2 separate regions of the Homo sapiens genome follow, and region 2 is linked to region 1. Evidence: chromatin loops called from intact Hi-C (ENCODE). Cell type or tissue: endothelial cell of umbilical vein. All regions are shown on one strand. Each heading gives the region's core, and the rest is flanking DNA. Links, peaks and the distances in the headings are about the cores only. Region 1 overlaps CEP250 (centrosomal protein 250). Region 2 overlaps CEP250 (centrosomal protein 250).

What was found. A loop is a pair of places that touch in the nucleus more often than their neighbours do. Peaks named below come from ENCODE experiments on the same cell type or tissue, not always from the same donor. Only the 100,000 strongest peaks of a DNase experiment are listed, where the experiment ranks them.
Region 2: a loop joins it to region 1, with 2.1 times the contacts of the local background. A loop is called at or near these places in 17 of 110 quality-filtered maps.

What each region holds. Positions count from the first base shown.
Region 1 is chr20:35,461,487-35,465,872 of GRCh38, forward strand. CEP250 (centrosomal protein 250) reads left to right here. Exons shown (of 35, transcript NM_007186.6): 4 at 779-1,067; 5 at 2,089-2,145; 6 at 4,257-4,339. The coding sequence starts at 882. Among named protein-coding and RNA genes, the nearest start is that of CEP250, 8.1 kb to the left of the region's middle. RefSeq lists a silencer at 2,332-2,511. In endothelial cell of umbilical vein, for the core only: a CTCF peak has its summit at 2,422 (motif pointing right); DNase peaks (open chromatin) are centred at 385 and 2,425; H3K27ac peaks cover 1,155 bases.
Region 2 is chr20:35,509,707-35,514,092 of GRCh38, forward strand. It overlaps CEP250 (centrosomal protein 250), which reads left to right. Exons shown (of 35, transcript NM_007186.6): 34 at 292-348; 35 at 1,657-4,386. The coding sequence ends at 1,920. Among named protein-coding and RNA genes, the nearest start is that of C20orf173, 18 kb to the right of the region's middle. In endothelial cell of umbilical vein, for the core only: a CTCF peak has its summit at 2,289; a DNase peak (open chromatin) is centred at 2,315.

The sequences.
Region 1 (4,386 bases), core at 286-4,285:
GTTTTGGCCCAGCTCCTGGTGGGTGAGGGGGTTTGGCCATCCTGCTGCCACTGGTTCCTTCTCTCTTTTGGATCCTTTGCCTGAAATGCCTGCTACCCCTTTTCTTTGTCAGATAGACTACTTGTGTTCAAATCTCTCTCAACCATATGCCAGCTGTGTGGCCTGGCACAAGTTTTTTAACCTTTCTAAGCCCCAGTTTCCTCATCTATATATAAAGAGTTATAATAGTACGTTTGGTGAAGTGTAATGAGAAGGCATTGGAAGGTTTCAAGATTTTTGTAAAAACAAAATGACGTAATGCATGTAAAGCACTTAAAGCAACAGCCCTCCAGAAGCACTCAGCAAGTGTTAACAATGATGATGATGATTCACACAGTTCACAGGCTCCCAGGCTGGGTTCTCTTCCTTTGTTTTCTCATATTATCTTATTATTTCACATGCTACATTGTATGTATTGTAATAGTTTGTGTCTATTTCCCCTGCTAGACTAAGAACACCTTCAGCGATTCATTCAACAAATGTTTCTGAACCACTGTGCCAGGAACTAAGGATGCAGTGATAAACCAGGAGCTCTTGGTTTAGTGCAGAGTTCCAAAAGTCATGCCAGGAGACACTAGTCCTGTGAGCTTGTCTCATGGTCAGTTAAATTTGGGGAATGATGCTCATCATAGCGCCCTTCAGAGATGAGGGTCCCTTTTAGTATTTTAAAGGTTCTGAGGAGTCTTGTGTGTAGTAAAAGAACAGTCCTTTCCATTTGACTATGTGCTTTGGTCCCCAGTTCAAGAGGAGGTTGAAGTGGCATGGCAATGGTTAGAGACCCTGCTGGGCGTGAACACCCTCTGGCTACCTAGGGACCTGTGGGCCTACCACCTGGTGCCCTCATGGAGACAAGAAGCCCTGGGTTGAACAACATGAAGCCCCAGTCACTGCAGCTGGTACTGGAAGAGCAGGTGCTGGCACTACAGCAGCAGATGGCAGAGAATCAGGCAGCCTCCTGGCGGAAGCTGAAGAACTCCCAGGAGGCCCAGCAGAGACAAGCAACCCTTGTGAGGAAGCTGCAGGCCAAGGTGAGGCAGCTGCCCTTTTGGGGAGGGGAAAGAGAACAACCCCCAGAGCTAGGTGCTGAGGTGAGATAAGGGTTGCAGGAGGCAGAGTCTTGTGGTGGGAGTGGCCTACATCTAGCATGGTGAGATAAGACCCAGACCTTCTAGCTTTCATGTACAGCTTCTCTTTTGATGCTCACAACTGCTCCATGAGGTACGTATTATATCCTTTTAATTTAATTTTATTTTTGAGATAGGGTTTTGCTCTGTTGCCCAGGCTAGAGTGCAGTGGTATGATCACAGATCGCTGCAGCCTCAACCTCCTGGGCTCAGGCAGTCCTCCTGCCTCAGCCTCTGGAGTATCTGGGACCACAGGTGTACACCACCACTTTTGGCTAATATATCTCTTTAAAGATGAAATTCACAAGGGTTAAGTTAATTATCCAGGTTTCTTCAGCTAGTCTAGAGCCAAAGCCCATGATCTTGCCTCTGTGATATAAAAGGCATATAGAAAGTATTTATTTATTTATTTATTTATTTTTGAGACAGAGTCTCGCTCATATAGAAAGTATTATTTAAATGCCCAAATAAGGCCAGGCACGGTGGCCCATGCCTGTAATCCCAGAATTTTGGGAGGCCGAGGCAGGTGTATCACCTGAGGTCAGGAGTTTGAGACCAGCCTGGCCAACATGGCAAAACCCTGTCTCTACTAAAAATACAAAAATTAGCTGAGTGTGGTGGCGCATGCCTGTAATCCCAGCTACTCGGGAGGCTGAGTTAGAAGAATCACTTCAATCTGGGAAGCGGAGGTTGCAGTGAGCCAAGATTGTGCCACTGCACTCCAGCCTGGGACACAGAGCGAGACTCCATCTCAAAAAAGAAAAAAATGCCCAAATAGAAACTATAAGATGTTATGGCCTTACCTTACTGTCACCACCCATTTCCCCTGTTCATAGCAAGTTTGCCTAAGATCCTCAGGGGCCTTTGCTTTGGGCTGTTTGTGCCAGCTGTGTTCATTGCCCAGGGCCTGTTCTTTTTGCTGCAGGTGCTGCAGTACCGAAGCTGGTGCCAAGAGCTGGAGAAGCGGCTAGAAGCCACTGGAGTGAGTGAGGCTGAGCTCTCTGCACCCCCTGGGTCCTCAGTGAATATACTTGTTAGGTTTCATTTGTTGACTGAGGGAGGTTGGAGTGTACAAGTGAGGTGTTTGGTGGAAGGCTCTCTTTCTCAGCCTCTGAGAGGTTTATCACACTGATATCTTCATTGGACCTAGCTGGCCTGTCAGATTCCAACCCTTGGTTTTCAAAGGACGAAATGTAAATTAGATTGGAAGGAGTGTGGGATTAGCAGGAAGAAGTGCATGTTTCCTCCAGCAGGTGTCAGTGTTTCTTTTAGAAAGATGCAGGCCTTTGCGAGCCTACAGCATGTCTGCAGCAAAGGGATGTCTGTGCTATTAGAACTGGCTTTGAAAAACCCATTTATTTGCCTTTGTTCCAGCTGCCTCTCAGTACCTCCTCACATTTTCCTCAGAAAAGTTCTCTCAGAGGAAGGAAAGAACCAAAACTTATTGAGCACCCTCAATGCAGTCCAGGCAGCATGAGGCACTGTCATATACAGATGGTCCTCCCCAACTTAGGATGGTTGCAAGTTTTCAACTTTATGATGATGTGAAAGCTATATGCATTCAGTATGTTCCTTGGGTTATGATGGGGTTACAGCTGGATAAACCCATTGTTTGGGGTTGTTTTGCTTGCTTGTTTGGTTGGTTTTTGTTTGTTTGGTTGGTTGGTTGTTTTGAGACAGGGTCCTACTTACTCTGTCGCCCAGGCTGGAGTGGACTGGTGCAGTCATGAGTCACTGCAGCCTCAGCCTCCTGGGCTTAAGCGATCATCCCACCTCAGCCTCCCAAAAAGTAGCTGGGACTACAGATACATGCCTCAACATCTGGCTAATTTTCTTTATTTTCTGTAGACACAGGGTCTCTCTATGTTGCCCAGGCTGGTCTCAAATTCTTAGACTCAAGCAATCCTCCCACTGCTGGGATTACAAGTGTGAGCCACTGCATCTGGCCCGAACTCACTGTTAAGTTGAAAATATCATAAGTTGAAAATGTCAGCCAGGCGCAGTGGCTCATGCCTGTAATCCCAGCACTTTGGGAGGTCATGGTGGGTGGGTCACAAGGTCAGGGGTTCAAGACCAACCTGGCCAGCATGGTGAAACCCCATCTCTACTAAAAATACAAAAAATTAGCCGGGCATGATGGTGCGTGCCTGTAATCCCAGCTACTCGGGAGGCTGAGGCAGGAGAATCACTTGAACCCAGGAGGCAGAGGTTGCAGTGAGCCGAGATCATGCCACTGCACTCCAGCCTGGGCAACAGAACTAGACTGTCTCAAAAAGAAAAGAAAAAAAGAAAACGTCGTAAGTTGAAAACACACCTTTAACTTATGTTCAACTTATGATGGATTTATGGGATGAAATTCCAGCATAAGTCAAGGAGCATCTATAATTGTGTCTCTTAACCTGCACAGCAACTTTCTGAAGGGAACGATATACCGCTTTCATTTTGTAGCTGGAGACACTGTAGCTCCAAGAAGTTAAGTGACTTCACAGGCTGGGTGTGGTGGCTCATGCCTGTAACCCCAGCACTTTGGGAGGCTGAGGTGGGTGGATCACTTGAGGCCAGGAATTCAAGAACAGCCTGGCCAACATGGCGAAACCCCATCTCTACTAAAACTACAAAAATTATCCAGGTGTGGTGGCAGGTGCCTATAATCCCAACTACTTGGGAGGCTAAGGCAGGAGAATCACTTGAACCTGGGAGGCGGTGGTTGCAGTGAGCTGAGATTGTGCCATTGCACTCCAGCCTGGGCGACAGAGCGAGACTCTGTCTCCAAAAAAAAAAAAAAAAAAAATGAAAGAAGTTAAGTCACTTCCCAAGGTCAAACCGTTAGTGTAGTGGAAGTTAAGGCCATTAGTGAAAGATACATCACTTCTTAAGTTGAAGATTCTATTTACTACTGAAGGCCGTCTTTCAGGAGAGGTCATCAGTTTACTTTTGGAGTGAGGGATGCAGTGATTGAGAATAGAAGCATATTGCTAACAAAGGGGAGAAAGAATAAAAAGAAAGTGGACTGCCATGGAAGGGAGCCTTAGGGAACTGGTCTGAGTGATGTTCTCTTTGGAGGTAAGTAAGGCTTGTCTCTGTCTGGCGCAGGGACCAATCCCCCAGAGGTGGGAAAATGTGGAGGAGCCAAACCTGGATGAGCTGCTGGTCCGATTGGAGGAGGAGCAACAGAGGTGATGGACCCCAAACTTTCTGACCTGGGTGATTGGCCAGTTGGTGG
Region 2 (4,386 bases), core at 210-4,209, 48 kb after region 1:
ATACATGGTGTACTTCTGTTAAATTAAAACATGCCTCAGAGAAGCAAATGCCATCCAGGCCTTTTGGATGTTTTGTGTCAGGTCTCCATGGCGTTGCCCATTATGCTGGTGTGGGGCCTCTCCTTGCTGCAGGGCCTGCTGCCCCATAGACGTCCAGTCTGAGTTCAGATGCTTCTGGCCCATAGCCCTTGCCCAGGCCCCTAAGATTGTGATGAGGTTCTGCAAGGAAACTTGCAGAAACCCCAGAGTGGGAAGGCCTATGCCAACAAGAGTGCTGTTTGTCTTCCTTAGGATGGGAGAGGACAGAAGAACTCAGATGCCAAGTGTGTGGCTGAACTGCAGAAAGAGGTATGTTCTGGATTTTCTAAGCCCATATTCCCTCCCTTGCACTCAGGCCCTTTGTGCACCTCCAGCAGGGAGAGGGGAAGTTCCTCCCTTCAGAGAACTTCAGTCTCCATGGGAGGCAAAAATAGTCCCAGTCCCAACCCCATCTCTCATATGCCTAGGGTGGGAGTGGGGAAGAAAGCATGATCCTGGCCCCCGACTTCCAAATCCATACTTAGAAAGGGAAAGGAATAGGAAGAGGGCTGAGGAGCAGGCAGAAGATTCTAGGAGGACAGGTGGGAGCAAGGGAAGCCATCCTGGCCTCCCTGCCCTCAGAGGTGCCCTCGCAGCCAAGACTGTTGCCAGTGCCCCAGACAGAGGAGCCAGGCACCAGCACAAGCTCCAGGCCACACAGCTCAGCACAAGCTCCAGGCCACACAGCTCAGCTCAAGCCGCCACTCGCAGAGAAGTGACTTGAAGAGCCTTCCTGCCTCTTAGGCCTCAACTAAAAGTCCACTCTCCCTTTCAAGTTGCAGGAATCATAAGTGTTACCTTTTTATTTCTGAGCCTATTTCAGAAATCAGTAGTCACTACTGGCAGGGCCTGACTCTGTAGCTAGACCTAAGCTATTACTTTGAATTCTATTAAACTCAGAATGTTTTTCTATTTTATTAAAAAGTCAAAGCAGGTGCAGTAGCTCACACCTGAAATCCCAGCACTTTCGGAGGCCAAGGTGGGCGGATCGCTTGAGGTCAGGAGTTTGAAACCAGCCTGGCCAACATGACGAAACCCTGTCTGTACTAAAAATACAAAAATTAGCTGGACGTGGTGGTGCACACCTGTAATCGTAGCTACTCAGGAGGCTGACACACAGGAATCACTTGAACCCGATGGGGTGGAGGTTGCAGTAAGCCAAAATTGCATCACTGCACTCTAGCCTGGGCAACAGAGCAAGACTCTGTCTCAAAAAAAAAAGTCAGATAGTGGTTATACTTGAGTATATATTGTTATCAGCCTCATCAAAATGTACATTTAAAACTGGGCATTTTTCACATGTAAATTATCTTTCAGTGAAGTTGATGAATAGCTTTGTGGTTTTCAAGCGCGCTATTTGAGTCACATGTGCAGCCAGGATTGAGAATCACTGGATTCTAGAATTCCTAAGGGCCCTTCCTCTAAACTCTCTACAGCCTGTTTCTGAGATTCGTGTATGTGGTAGAGTTGATTCAGATGATCAGCCAACGAGCTTCAGAGAACACAGAGCAGGAAGAGCTGGGACAACTTCAGGGCCCTCAGCTGCTCTCGCTTTTTTTTTTTTTTCCTGCCCACCAGGTGGTCCTGCTGCAAGCTCAGCTGACTTTGGAGCGGAAGCAGAAGCAGGACTACATCACCCGCTCAGCACAGACCAGCCGTGAGCTAGCAGGCCTGCACCACAGCCTCTCACACTCACTTCTTGCCGTGGCCCAGGCCCCTGAGGCCACTGTCCTGGAGGCAGAGACCCGCAGGCTGGATGAGTCCCTGACTCAAAGTCTGACATCCCCAGGGCCAGTCCTGCTACACCCCAGCCCCAGCACTACCCAAGCCGCCTCCAGGTAGCAGCCACAGCCAGGAGCACACAGACAGAAGACTGTGTCATGGGTCATGGCCCCTCCGCACACCTACAGGTTTGCCAAAGGAAAAGCCTGGCTCTGTTAGGCACCCAGGAGCCCCAGGTCGGCGGGTGTTCCCAGGAAGAGGAAGTAAATCTGCAACCCTGGGGAGGACCCCAACTCACCTGGGAATGAGGCAAATTGCATTTGCTTGCTCCCTATGGAATCACCCAGAGGGGTGCCTTGCCCTGGCTGAGGGACATGTACTGCCTCTCATCTAGAATTTATTTTCCTAGCACTTCACCACCTCCTTCATCTTCTCCTTCAACAATAAACCCTGGGATCTTTGCATTCATTTTCTGCTGCTGTCTCCACTTGTGCAGCTGGGTGGCAGCACCACATCAAGGGAGTTTATCTGGGAAGAACTTGCCAAAGATTCCTGTTGAGGTAGCATGCATTTATTGTACACCATGCACTGTGATAGGGAAGGGTTACAGAGAACACACAAGACAAAGCCCCTGTCCACAGACAGCCTACAGTCCAGTTGATGAGAACAGGCTAACACTCATTTATGAGTCAGAGGCAATTCTGTGTACTGACTAGAAGAACTGTAGAAATTCCAGGGGCTGAGGAAGGGAGGCACGAACTGGCCCTTGAAAGATGGAGTGGGGTTGGAGGTGTTGCCAAGCACACAGTGAGAAGACTGGTCTGACTGTGGCAGGGGGTTGGGGCTGAGCTTGGGTGGGTTGAGCGGGGAGATTTTGGAGGGTTAAAAGAAGTTCTGGGGCCTCAAAAACACAGCGTTGACCTTTAGCTAAAGTCAGAGTCTCTGAGTTCAGAAGCTCCACATGGCCTCATTCCTCTTCTACTCTGGGTGAATGTCCTTGAGATGTCGCTTCCTGGGCATATCAGCTGGAACTGATCTGGTCGCCTGTAGTCCAACCATGTGTCAAGCCAATCAGAAGGATGGACTATGGCGGAACTTCTCACCCATGGACTGGTCCTAGTGGAGGCTGGACAGAACCCAGCTCACAGGCTTAAGACCTATTGCTGGCAACCTCCTCAAAGCCTAAAAATTGTTTAATTTTTTTAAGAGACAGGGTTTTGTCCTGTCTTCCAAGCTGGAGTGCAGTGGCACAATCACATCTTACTGCAGCCTGAAACTCCTGGGCTCAAGTGATCCTCCCACCTCAACCTCTCAAAGTGCTGGGATTACCGGTGTGAGCCACCATGCCCAACCAGAACAGTTTTCCTTAAAGAAGCAGGCCATTACCTTCCTCTGGCACTCCCACCATAATCTGGAATTCCTCTTTACTAAGCCTGGGGATGGAACTGAGACCTAGCCAAGAATCTGGGAGGGGTAAGAGCAGCACCCACTCACCCAGACCTCCTAATTTGGGGCTCAGCCCCATTATGTCTCATTGCACCACACAGAGTGGAAATGGGGCTGTTCACAGCGACTAGAGCTTTGTTCCAGAAACCTACACATGCAGCTCAGCAACAGATGCTTAGTGAAAACTTCTGAAACCCCAGAAACAGATCTGGGGCCCCAGAAATGCTGTCCTGGTCCCTATTTCCAGTCAGATTCCCTGTAGCTTAAAATCCTTACCTGGCTTTTAGGCCATTTATTTCTTTTTCCTTTTTTTTTTTTTGAGACAGAGTTTTGCTCTTGTTGCCCAGGCTGGAGTGCAGTGACGTAATCTCGGCTCACCAGTGGCAACATCCACCTCCTGGGTTCAAGCAATTCTCCTGCCTCGGCCTCCTGTGTATCTGGGATTATAGACACGTGCCACCATGCCCGGCTAATTTTGTATTTTTAGTAGAGACAGGGTTTCTCCATGTTGATCAGGCTGGTCTCGAACTCCCGACCTCAGGTGATCCACCCACCTCGGCCTCCCAAAATGTTGGGATTACGGGCATGAGCCACCGCGCCCGGCCCTTTAGGCCATTTTTATGCTAGGAGTTGTCAGAGACAAGACTTCTCTTGGTTGTTCACTTGTTACATCCTCCAGCCCTGGTTCTCAGGCTCGGGCTGACAGAGGGTCCCTGTTTTTTACCTTAGAGTTTCTTCTCAGCATCATTTTCTGTAGGTCATGAGCCAGGGCCTTAGGCCCCACATACCTTCTGGGCCTCAGAGAGGTTCCAGCAGCTGAAAGACATCTTAGAGGCTGCCAAGCAGGGTCTTTATTCAGGACTAGACTAATCTGTATTTGCTCTTCTCTTTCCATCCAACCCTCAAGAGCCCCCCAGCTCCATTATAGACCTCGGCCTAGGGTCTCCCCTCCCCACCAGATATTCAGAGCAGGGCTGGCCTTCAGTTCAAGTGTAGACTGTGCTCTTGCCCTCACACTCGAGCTTGTGGATGATCTTCCACTCCGGCTTTCTAAAGTACACTTTCCTTGCCCAGTAGCAGGATTGCCTCTGTGGAGTGTCCCACCAATAATGGTGACAACTGCTGTTTTCATCAGCTCCA